Linked DNA regions of Homo sapiens: region 1 is linked to region 2. The links are chromatin contacts, found by Hi-C or POLR2A ChIA-PET in ENCODE. All regions are on one chromosome and are shown on one strand. Each heading gives the region's core, a stretch centred on a gene start or an enhancer-like site at or near the end of the contact. The rest is flanking DNA. Distances are from core to core; before and after follow the strand shown.

Region 1 (5,957 bases), core at 702-3,201, 1.1 Mb before region 2:
TCATCTTAGGCTGGGAGAAACTCAAGGGTCAATGACTCTCTAAAACACGGGTTTGTAAGACTAGCTCATTAAAGATAATACACCAAAGTGACAGTATTCTTGTTTTCACTCTGCCTGTTGGTTGTGTGGCTCTAACTGATGGAAACTTTATTATCTGACTCCATTTCCCGTTAATTCTTTTTTCTGTAAGTCTTTGAGATGGCTTTAGAAAAAAACACATAACAGAAAGTAAAGTAGAAGCAAAAAGGAAACTTCAGGATGAGGGCGCTATTGTCCAGACAAGGTAAAGTCCAGAACAGCAGCAGATTCAAGAAGAGGGGGCATTGATCGGGTGCTCCCAGAGCTCCCGGACCTGCCTGAGCAGTGGGAAGGGTGCGGAAAGAGATGGGAAAGGCTGGGAGACTGCAGAACTTCTGGCGTGACCGGCCCTGTGTGACCTTGAGCAGGGGGCTCTGCGGCCCTGCACAGAGGACAAAATGGCAGTCACCTCTGGAAGAAAGATGGGGTGGGGGCCCTAGGGGTTCTCACGCTGAGGGCCCAGCACCTGGGTTCAGGGTCTGGTTCTGCGATTCAGACACGGAGGAGCTTGGGCCAGGTCGTCTCCGAGAGTCTGAGGGCATAGGGCGAGGGCTGGAGACAGGGTCTGTAATAGTAGCGGTGGGTGAAGGGTGTAGGAGGGGGCGGCGCTGCGCAGGTTGGAGGACGCATCATAGGCCCGATATAGACCGGGAAACTGTGGCCAGGGAGCGGCTGTACTGGAACCACTGCCCCTGCCCAGCTCATCGCATCTGAAGCTGCGTGGCTCACAGGCTGCTTTGCCGGCTACGGAGCAGAGAGATGCCCATAGGCACCCCAAAAGTGCACTTCCTAGGGTTGTACGGCTTAGGATATCCGACGGCCTTAGTGAGTCCCAGGATACGATCGAGTCTGGGGCAGTCAGTCTCCGATTTCTGCAGCGTCTCCGCATGTGCGCGGCTGGGACCCCAGCGTCCCAGGCCCGGAGAGGGTGAACAGGTGTGGGGAGCGCAGGCGGCCAAGAGCGCGCCCTGCAGCTCTCAGGGCTTGGGCTCCCAGCTCCATCGCGGCTACCAAACCTCGCCCCTACAAATGGGAGACTGAGATCCAGAAACAAGAGGGGGATTGCCAAGGCCATGCCGAGAGCCGGCGACAACCTGGGGCTCCCGCCTCCAAGCTCTTTCCAGCTCCACTTGGCCGCGTAGCGCGTGTCGTGGTGCTTTAAACCTTGTCTCTCCCAGTTTGGGAAACTTCACCTGCCCCAAACACTCTCAGCGCGAACCTGGGATCCACGTCCAGTCGAGCCTTTACTCCCCCACTCCCACCCCCAGACTCTTGCAGGCGGAGAAGAGGCCGCGCCCCCGAGCCCAGCTCCGGCTGGCACCTGTACCCAGCTGAGCACCCCGCGGGCTCAGAGCCCCGCCGCGCTGGAGTCCTGCGGGTGGCGGGGGCGCCCCTCCGCCAGGACCCCAGCCCGGGGCGCCGTCTCCTCCAGAACCCCGGGTCCTTCTCGCGTTCACAGACGCGGTGCGGAGGTCCAGAGCGGAGGGCGCCCTGGCCAGGGCTGCGCGCGCGGGGAGGCGGGGACGGGAGCGCTGGGCTCGGAACCCCGAGACCCGGGCTCCCTAGCCCCAGAGGCAACCCGAGGCGGCAGCTATTTATAGAGGGAGCCACGCTCAGTCCCTCTTGGCGGCGGCGGCGACAGCTGAATATTTTGCCCAGATATGGCTGAGGCCCCGGAGCGGGGGCAGGGAGCCCCGCGAGCGCGAGGGGGACCCCAGGCGGGGTGGGGGCTTACCCGGACGCAGAGCTGTGGGGCCGGCGCGGACGCGGGCTGCGGAACAGGCGCGGGCGGCGGGCAGATGGACGCGGGCGGAGGCCGCGGTGCTCCGGCGGGCAGCGGGCGGGCGAGCGCAGCGCGGGGCTGGACGAGCTCCCGGGCGGCCGCGGGCGGGCGGGAGCTGTGGGCTCGGGGGTGGGAGCCAGGGGCGGGCCCGGCTCGGCTGTCACCGCGCCCCGCCCCGCCCGCCGCCGGCTCCCTCCTTCCCCCCCCCTCCACTCGGGGGCGCCCGGGCGCAGCGCACTTCCCCGTCGGGACGCGGCCCTGGGCCGGGAGCGCAGGGGAGTCGGGCTGCAGCCGAGCGAGCGCGGGCCCCTGCCTGGGTCTCCTCCGCTTCCCCGCTGGTACCAGGAAGAGTTTGAGCGACGGTAGAGTTATGTGGGAAAAGGTGGGCAGATTTGCATTCCTGTGGGGTTTAGAATTTAAGATTTTGAGAATCTGAAGTCCCCAGAAGTGATGGACCAAAGCCAGCTAAGCAGCTGCTGCACCTTCACCTCTGATTGAAGCGCCGCTCCGTCCGTTTCCCAGCAGCGCGGCCAGGTGGGCTCTGAGCCGCAAGCTTTAACCGCGATCGTTTTGTCTACACGTAGTTCCAACACGCAATCGAATACATTCTCTCTACACTGAGAGCGAGTGGAGTGTCTAAAATACTGATTTTAAATGACCACAACAAAAAGACCCAAGTTCTTAAAAGGCTTTTTTTTTTTTTTTTTTTTTTCAGAACAAACCACTTTAGGTGGTTTATTCCAAATACAATTTTAAGTGTTTTAATAAACAAATGTCTCATGCAAAGGAATTTATATAGAAATAGGAAAACGTCTTATTTTGGATTATTATGGGAAAGCTTTTGGTAGGGTAGACCTTAATAAAATCAGCTCTTAATCCTGATGTATAGATTATTAATGAGAAACACTCATTAACCAAATTTTGTTTCTCAAGAAAATGAATTTCTCTAAAGTCCTCACAATGAGAACGCTCTTTTCAAGGGGTATATGCCATACATTTAAAAATAAGCAGTGATCTAATATTTCAGATTATTTTAAAACATTTTTGTTGTGAATCGAACATATAAGAACATACAACATAAGTTATGTTGTATGTGTAAACAAAATAAATGTGCAGCTTCATGACTTTTTACAACGTGAACACCTGTGCAACCAGTCACTCAGAGAACATTGCCTACAGCCCAGAAGCCAACCTGTCCCTCCTGGGTCCCAACTCCCTTCTAAAGATGATCACTTTCTTGACCCTTACGGTGATCATGTCCTTGTTTTTTTTCTTCCCTCTGTAGTATGTCTTCATTTGTTCAAATCTGTTGTTAATCTGTGGTTTTATGCAGCTGTAGTTTTTCACTGTATGAATATGCCACAGTTTAAAAAAAAATCCATTTGACTATTAATGGGCATTTAGGTTGTTTCCAGGTTTTAGCTATTACAAATAGTGCTGCTGCGAACATTCCTTGCCAGAATCCTCCTGTCCACGCGCACAGCCTGCTGTTGGAAGTGCTGGGTGATAGAGAAAGCCTAACCTCAACTTCGGCAGAGATAAGCCTGAACTCTTCCAAAGTTATAGTACCATTGTACAGTGCAGTTTCCCATCTTCAACAACACTTGAAGTTACAAAAATTGAAACACTTTAGAAATTCTGATATGTGAGTAATGGTATCTCATTGAGGTTCAAACTTGCATTTCCCTATATCCTAATGTGTTGAGTATCACTTCATATTTATTGGCCAGTTGGATTTGTTTTGTGAATTGTTCAGATTTATTGTCCATTTTTCTTCTGGATAGTCCTGTGTATTGAATAGATTCAATGGTGTGTGTATCCTCAGTTATATTCCACTCTTTTGCCTTTTCACCTTATTAACGTATTTTGATAAACAGGTGTTCTTAAATACAGTCTGGCAATCTTTTCCCTTATTGGCAGCACTCTGTGTCCTGTTTAAGAACTCTTTCCTGTTCCTGGGTTATAAAGTTATCTTCCTATGTTATCTTCCCACCTTAGCCTTTCATGTTTAGGTTTTTTGTTTGTTTGTTTTTGTTTTTGTTTTTGAGATAGAGTCTTGCGCTTTGTTGGCCAGGCTGGAGTAAAGTGGTGTGATCACGGCTCATTGCAGCCTCAACCTCCTGGGCTCAAGCCAACCCCTTAACCCCCACATCAGCCCCTCAAAGTGCTGGGATTACAGGCATGAGCCACCATGCCCAGCTATTTAAAAAAATGTTTTTTGTAGAGATAGGGGACTTGCTATATTGCCCAGGCTGGTCTGAAACTCCTATGCTCAAGCAATCCTCCCGCCTCAGCCTCCCAAAGTGCTGGTATTACAGGCGCGAGCCACTGTGCCCAGCCTCATGTTTAGTTTTTTGTTTTTTTTTTTTGTTTGTTTGTTTTTTTTTTTTGAGACAGGGTCTCTGTCATCCAGGCTGGAGTGCAGTGGCGCGATCTCGGCTCACTACAACCTCTGCCTCCCAGGCTCAGGTGATCCTCCCACCTCAGCCTCCTGAATAGCTAGAACTACAGTTGTGCACCACCACATCCAGCTAATTTTTTGGTAAAGACAGGGTTTTGCCACGTTGCCCAGGCTGGTCTCAAACTCCTGGCCTTAAGTGATCCGCCCACCTCAAAGTGCTGGGATTACAGGCATGAGCCACCATGCCCGGCCAATGTTTAGGTTTTCAATCCATCTGGAATTGACTTTTGAATATGGTATGAGGAAGGGTTCATTCACATTTCATTTGTTTGTGTCACACTGACTTAGCACTAATTTTGTGGTTACATCAAGAAACAATCTATTGCTTTATTTTAAAAAGTAATGGACTCCTCCCCCTCCCCCTCCCCCTCTCCCTCTCCCCACAGTCTCCCTCTCCCTCTCCCTCTCTCTCCACGGTCTCCCTCTGATGCCCAGCGGAGGCTGGACTGTAGTGCCGCCATCTCGGCTCACTGCAACCTCCCTGCCTGATTCTCCTGCTTCAGCCTGCCGAGTGCCTGGGATTGCAGGCGCACGCCGCCACGCCTGACTGGTTTTCGTATTTTTTTGGTGGAGATGGGGTTTCGCCATGTTGGCCGGGCTGGTCTCCAGCTCCTAACCACGAGTGATCTGCTAGCCTCGGCCTCCCGAGGTGCCGGGATTGCAGACGGAGTCTCGCTCACTCAGTGCTCAATGTTGCCCAGGCTGGAGTGCAGTGGCGTGATCTCGGCTCGCTATAACCTCCACCTCCCAGCCGCCTGCCTTGGCCTCCCAAAGTGCCGAGATTGCAGCCTCTGCCCGGCCGCCACCCCGTCTGGGAAGTGAGGAGCATCTCTGCCTGGCCACCCATCGTCTAGGATGTGAGGAGCCCCTCTGCCCAGCAGCCCAGTCTGGGAAGTGAGGAGCGCCTCTTCCCGGCCGCCATCCCGTCTAGGAAGTGAGGAGCGTCTCTGCCCGGCCGCCCATCGTCTGAGATGTGGGGAGCGCCTCTGCCCCACTGCCCCGTCTGGGATGTGAGAAGCGCCTCTGCCCCGCCGCGACCCCGTCTGGAAACTGAGGAGTGTCTCTGCCCGACCACCACCCCGTCTGGGAGGTGAGGAGCGTCTCTGCCCAGCCGCCCCGTCTGAGAAGTGAGGAGCCCCTCCGCCTGGCAGCCGCCCCATCTGGGAAGTGAGGAGCGTCTCCGCCCAGCAGACGCCCCCTCCAGGAGGTGGGGGGCAGCCCCCGCCCGGCCAGCCGCCCCGTCCGGGAGGGAGGTGGGGGGGCGCCTCTGCCCAGCCGCCCTGTCTGGGAGGTGGGGGGGCCCCTCTGCCCGGCCGCCACCCCATCTGGGAAGTGTACCCAGCAGCTCATTGAGAACGGGCCATGATGACGATGGCGGTTTTGTCGAGTGGAAGCGGGGGAAGTGTGGGGAAAGGAAAGAGAAATCAGATTGTTGCTGTGTCTGTGTAGAAAGAAGTAGACATGGGAGACTCCATTTTGTTCTGTACTAAGAAAAATTCTTCTGCCTTGCAAAAAATAAATAAATAAATAAATAAATAAATAAATAAATAAAAGTAATGGAAACATTTCTAAAGTCAGTGAAATAGAAACCTTTTCCTAACCTGTAGACAATTTGAGGATTTTTCCATTTTTTTA
Region 2 (6,131 bases), core at 1,349-3,848:
ATCTAATGCTGTGACTTAGAATGCCTTAACCGTCTGGGAATGCAGCCCAGTAGGTTTCAGCCTCATTTTACCCAGCTCCTTTTTAAAATGGAGTTGCTCTGGTTCACAGGCCTCTGACATTATGGGCTGTTAATATCTGAGACAGAACAAAGACATCAGGAATATGATCCATACACTTCAGACAGCTTCTTCATTGCATGAAAATGGAGCCAAACAAGCAAAGATCTGGTATGACCTCAGCTTTGCTCCTGGAATCACCTTCTGCCCAGTTCACACATTCCTGGCATGTCTTTCATTCTCTTGGGGAAGAGAGCAAGTGGAGTTGCCAGGTTACTGTTGATGAAGGGCAATTTTTAGAAGCAGAAAGTCAGCATCCTGTGCTGGATGATTCATCTTGCCCTCTGGGGCATGCTCTGAATGTTAAACAGTAACTATTTGTTGGTGATTAATCTGTTGGATTTTGCTCAACCCCTAATTCGAGTGTCCATGATGGATAGATCACTTTTTTCTTTACACTACTTGTCAAGTATAAAACAGATGGATAACATTTCCCTTCCAACTGATTCAGAAAAATATGTTTTTTGGTATTAAACTGTAAAAACAAAATGTATGTTTACTAAATTAGGTGAAAGTAGGGCTGAACTTTCAACTTTCTAGATCAACCATTACAATATGAAATTTGCCCCTAAACCCTGAAAGTTTTGGAATATGAGAAACGGGACCGAGAAATGTGTGAGTCCCATTTTTCAGCCTTTTCCTCCTTTTGCTCAGCAGACACTGAATATAATCCACAGGCAGTACAGACTTATTCTTCCAAAGGATTTATTATGTAATCTTGTACAAGCCTCAACTTTTCTCATTTATAAAATGGGAAAAATATCTTCCTTACCCAATTGTTGAGTGAACTGTGAAACATCCATATGTATTATTGTGTATCAGTACATATATGCTATTTTTGTAGTAGGCCTCCAGAAAATGGAGGCTATATACTGTTTCATTTCTTAAAAGGATACTTTCACTTGGTTCAAAGTTCAAAAGATAGTTATATATTGTATTTCTTGAAATCTTTTCACTTCTGTTCCCAGCCACACAATTTCCCTCCATGATCCATGTTTCTTTTGCATCTTGCCAGATATTTTATGTACGTCTAAAAGTAAAAACGTATTTTCCCCACTTTAACAATTTTACATAAAATCACACTATTGCTTGTTTTGCCTTTTAAAATAAAAATACATTTTTGAAATTGTTCATATCAGTACAGTTTCCTTTATTTGTTTTTAAACAATTGTGGCTTAATTTAGTCATAGCTGTGCATTTGTGTGTCTTTCACAGAGAGAAAAGCTATTCAGCTTAGTTATCTGTTATTATACAGTCGTGTTCTAACTTAATTACCAATCCTAACCCTTAACCAATGGATATTCATTCATCCATTCAGCAAATATTTATTGAGCCCCTACCGCGAATCAGGCGGTGCCTGGGAATCTGTATTCCCAAGAACAAAACGCAGCTCCCCAGGCCACATCTAGCGGGTAGGAAGCCGGGCAACCCCTCCGCCCGGTCCTTCCTCTGCAGCCTGCGAGCCCCACCCGGGCCGCGGTCGGCGCCAGCCAGGCGGGGCTGGGGCGGGGCGGGCAGAGGACGTTGGGGCTCCGCGCGTCCCGGCGCGAGTACTAGGACGCGGCCGGGGCAGGTGGGGGCCGAGCAAAGTAGGGCGCTGCCCCGACTCCCGGAGCAGCCGCTCGGTAGAGCGGGGTCGCCGGGGTGGGGAGATCCCCGAGGCAACTTCGGGGCATCAGTCCAGGGTGAGAGTGTCTACTCTCGCCCGGCTCTTGTGGCCTCCGCGCCGCGAGCGGCCCGCAGGGACTTCGGAGGCCACTTCCTGGACTCTCCCCTTTCCACAGATGGGGAACCGGAGGCCCACAATCGGCCCGGAGGAGTCAGGGCGGTGCTGACAGGGCTGGTTCACAGAGCGTGCAACAGCTGAGCAGACGGAACTCGATTAAGAAACCAGGCACGCCGGGTGCCCATCAGGACCTCGGGCAGCAGAGACTCCAGCCGCCGGGCGGGTGGTGGGACCGAGGGCGGGGCGGGCGGCGGGGCCCCAGCCCTTTAAACTCCCTGCGCGCGGGAACCGCGGCCCAACAACCAACGGCGGGCGGGGCCGAGCGGGGCGCGCGCCTCCACCGCCCAACGATCACCACCCCCCCCGACCCCGCCCCGCCGCTGTCCAATCAGCCGCCCTCTTGCCGCCCTCCCCGCCGCCCTTGTCTCCCTGGCCCGGACTAACCACGCGGAGGGACGGCGGGGCGGGGCGGCAGGCGGGTGTGTCCGGGCGAGTGGAGACGCCGCGCGCTCCACTGGAGTTTCGAACGCTGTTGGCCCTCCAGACAGAAAAAAATATAAGAGCGGCGGCCAATGGCGAGGTGGGAAGGACCCGCGCGCAGACCCGGCCCCGCCCCGGCCGGCTGGAAAGAAGGCCAGGCCTGGCCATTGGCTCGCGCCGCCTGTCACTCGCCGGTGCGGCCAGCGGGCAGCGGCCTCGCGGTGACTGGTTCCGCCCAGGCGCGAAATGTAACGCGGGAAAAGCCGGGGCAGGCACCGCGGCGGCAGGTTGTTATTTTTGGGGGCTCAGCGCCGCGCGTCCTGCTTTCCTGTCACCGCAAGGGCCGGGCCGCCCGCTGCTTCCCACCCCTGCAGCCTGCGCTGCGGAGTACAAAGAGCGGAGGGCGCGCTTGACCTGGGGCTGGGGTCCAGCCCTGCCCGCCGGTGCCGTCTGCTCAACTAGTTAGGTGGCTGCTGCGCAGGATTCCGGGAAACGTCAGTCTGCCATGAGCCGGCAGGACTGAGCCTGCGACTCGGAGCAGAGCGAGTGAGGGGCAGAGCGGTGCTCAGGAGTGCGGCCCGGGGCCGCCGGAGCTGGGGGTCGGGCCGGGCGATGATCCGGGGCTTCGAGGCGCCCATGGCGGAGAACCCGCCGCCGCCGCCGCCGCCCGTCATCTTCTGCCACGACTCCCCGAAGCGGGTGCTGGTGTCGGTCATCAGGACGACCCCGATCAAGCCAACGTGCGGCGGTGGAGGGGAGCCGGAGCCGCCGCCGCCGCTCATCCCCACCAGCCCCGGCTTCAGCGACTTCATGGTGTACCCGTGGCGCTGGGGCGAGAACGCACACAACGTGACGCTCAGCCCTGGGGCCGCGGGGGCCGCCGCCTCGGCCGCCCTGCCTGCAGCCGCAGCCGCCGAGCACTCGGGGCTTCGTGGCCGGGGCGCGCCCCCGCCCGCCGCCTCGGCCTCCGCCGCCGCCTCGGGAGGTGAGGACGAGGAGGAAGCGAGCAGCCCAGACAGCGGCCACCTCAAGGTGAGCGGCGCGGGCGGGCGGGCGGGCGGGACGTGGGGCAGCCGGGGCCCGTTAACGGTGCGGCGGGCGGGGCGGAGTTGAAAACGCGAGGTCGATCCGGCTACGGCGGGGGCTGCGGCTGACAGGATGCTGACGTCACTGCCGCGCGCCAAAAACCGGCCCCAGTCGGGGGGGGCCTGTCACGTGACAGGCGGGAGCGGCGCGGGAGACCGTCCTTGCGGCAGGTGCAGTGGGCGGGAGCGCGGCCCGGGGTCGCTGGGGAGGCCGGGTCAACGGCCACTGACATCCTCCCGGCGGGCTGCCGAGTCCTCAGTTCCGAGAGGAAACGAGAGGGATGAGGGCCTTGAGTTGTTCCACCGACTGCGAGAGGGCAGGGAGCGCACAGTGTTTGCTCCATTACTGCAGATCGCCCTCGCCCTGTTAAAAGATGCCCTGCAGAGACAGCCGAAGAGCAAGAAAGGACTTCTGGGCCTGTTCTGCGGCTGAAGTTGTGCCTTCGCTGCCTTTCATTTATCCAGCATACTACTTGCTAGGTGTTGAGAGCACATAGTGGAATGGGACGCTAAAATTGCTTGCAGTCTCCGACTGCTTAAAGCTGGGAAGGTCGTTACCACTGGTTCAAACCTATTTTACAGATCAGGCAGCTGGGGCTTACAGTGATTAGTGAGGCGACCTTCCCACGATGGCACAGCTCAGTAGTGGAAGAGCGGGGACTAGGTCGAGGTTTTGTGGCTTTTAGTCCTGCATGTGTTTGGGGTGACTTTCTGCTGACTTATACTGAACTCTGTAGACTGTAAGCTCCAGGTGAGCCAGGAGTATTTCTATCTAGAAGACTATATGACTTTACTACCTTACATTCTGTAAATGCTCAATAAAGGTGCTCAAAAAATATTTGTGTAATGAATGAATGGTGCTAACAGAAGGGTAATATCCAGGTTCCATTTGTTAAGTGGCTGTATAAGATAAGCAATTTGCAAGAGATAACAAGTAAATCACATAGTGGATAACTGCATCTGTATCAGCACATAATGTATAAGTTGAAACGAGTTTGATCATTTTACATGCAGTCACAAGGATGTTGAAACTACATTGTTTGGGTTTTGAGGAAATTGATATATTTTATGTGGCATTATTATTAAATAATTATAAGGTTATAAAACTATAGGTTTTTATACACTTCAGCTCTTGAAACTGCACCTCAGTAAACATTTGAAAGAACAGAACCTGGGCCGGGTGCGGTGGCTCACGCCTGTAATCCCAGAACTTTGCGAGGCAGAGGCGGGCGGATCACGAGGTCAGGAGATCAAGACCATCCTGGCTAACACGGTGAAACCCCGTCTTTACTCAAAATACAAAAAATTAGCCGGGCTTGGTGGTGGGCGCCTGTAGTCCCAGCTACTCGGGAGGCTGAGGTAGGAGAATGGCGTGAAGCGGGAGGCGGAGCTTGCAGGGAACTGAAATCAGGCCACTGCGCTCCAGCCTGTGCAAAAGAGCGAGAATCCGTCTCAAAAAAAAAAAAAAAAAACAACAAAAAAAAAAACCATAACAGAGCCTGGTGAGGTGGCTCATGCCTGTGATCCCTTCAGGAGGCTGAGGCTGGGGAATCACTTGAGACCAGGAGTTCAAGACCAGCCTGGGCAACATAGACCGCATCTGGCGGCCTGCACCTATATACGTAGCTACATGGGAGGCTGAGGCAGGAGGATCACTTGAGACCAGGAGTTTGAGGCTACAGTGAGACATGATAGCACCACTGCACTTCAGTCTGGGTGACAAAGCAAGACCTCAACTCTTTAACAAAAATTGAAGAAACTTGCCAGGTGCGGTGGCTCACGCCTGTAATCCCAGCACTTTGGGAGGCTGAGGCGGGTGGATCACCTGAGGTCCAGGAGTTCGAGACCAGCCTGACCAACATGGTGAAACCCTGTCTCTACTAAAAATATAAAAATTCGCCGGACGTGGTGGCGGGCGCCCGTAATCCCAGCTACTTGGGAGGCTAAGGCAGGAGAATTGGTAGAACTCGGGAGGCGGCGGTTGCAGTGAGCCGAGATTGCGCCATTGCACTCCAGCCTGGGGGACAGAGTGAGACTCCGTCTCAAAAAAAAAAAAAAAAAAAAAAAAAAAAAAAAAAAATGAAGAAACTAACGATAGAAGCGTTGATAGTATTGCTGAGTATTACTAAAGGCTACAGTTGCTGTTGGGCTGCCTCTAGGTATCCCCTAGTGAGATGTAAGATGGATCGGTATCCACCGGGTGGGTGGCTCACGCCTGTAATCCAAGCACTTTGGGACACCGAGGCAGGCGGATCACAAGGTCAGGAGATAGAGACCATCCTGGCTAACACGGTGAAACCCCGTCTCTACTAAAAATACAAAAAAAAAAAAAAAAAAATTGGCCAGGGGTGGTGGCTGGCGCCTGTAGTCCCACCTGCTCGGGAGGCTGAGGCAGGAGAATGGCGTGAACCCGGGAGGCGGAGCTTGCAGTGAGCCGAGATCGTGCCACTGCACTCCAGCCTGGGCGACAGAGCAAGACTCTGTCTCAGAAAAAAAAAAAAAAAAATTTGGATGGGTATCCTAGGTATTTTTGTGTTAACCATTTATAAGTTTTAGTCTTTTAAAAAAAACACTAAATTAGATTATGTAGTTGAACAATATAAAGGCATACATTCATAAGTTCTTGTGTAAGATTTTGCCTTTATGGTTTTATTCTTATAGATTAATCTAGTTCTGGATCACCCAAGAAGATTAATGTTATATAGATGAAATCTATAGGTATG

What was found. A loop is a pair of places that touch in the nucleus more often than their neighbours do. ChIA-PET counts read pairs that join two places held with the same protein, here RNA polymerase II (POLR2A). Pooled maps may share reads with other maps.
Region 1: a map of GM12878 shows a loop between it and region 2 (2.7-fold over the local background). The contact joins the promoter of TMOD1 here to the promoter of ZNF367 in region 2. A Hi-C loop is called at or near these places in 1 of 168 maps with a recorded cell type or tissue (GM12878), 2 of 37 single-sample maps with no recorded cell type and 4 of 50 pooled maps. POLR2A ChIA-PET finds 5 or more read pairs at or near these places in 2 of 52 experiments (OCI-LY7 and activated naive CD4-positive, alpha-beta T cell).

What each region holds. Positions count from the first base shown.
Region 1 is chr9:97,497,660-97,503,616 of GRCh38, reverse strand. It overlaps TMOD1 (tropomodulin 1), which reads right to left and starts at 1,951. Exons shown (of 10, transcript NM_003275.4): 1 at 1,814-1,951. RefSeq lists an enhancer at 1-28 and a silencer at 1,415-2,134.
Region 2 is chr9:96,414,837-96,420,967 of GRCh38, reverse strand. ZNF367 (zinc finger protein 367) reads left to right here and starts at 2,598. Exons shown (of 5, transcript NM_153695.4): 1 at 2,598-3,355. The coding sequence starts at 2,936. RefSeq lists enhancers at 1-733, 1,250-1,783, 1,784-2,317, 3,792-4,031 and silencers at 1,452-1,721, 1,982-2,641, 2,752-2,891, 3,192-3,431.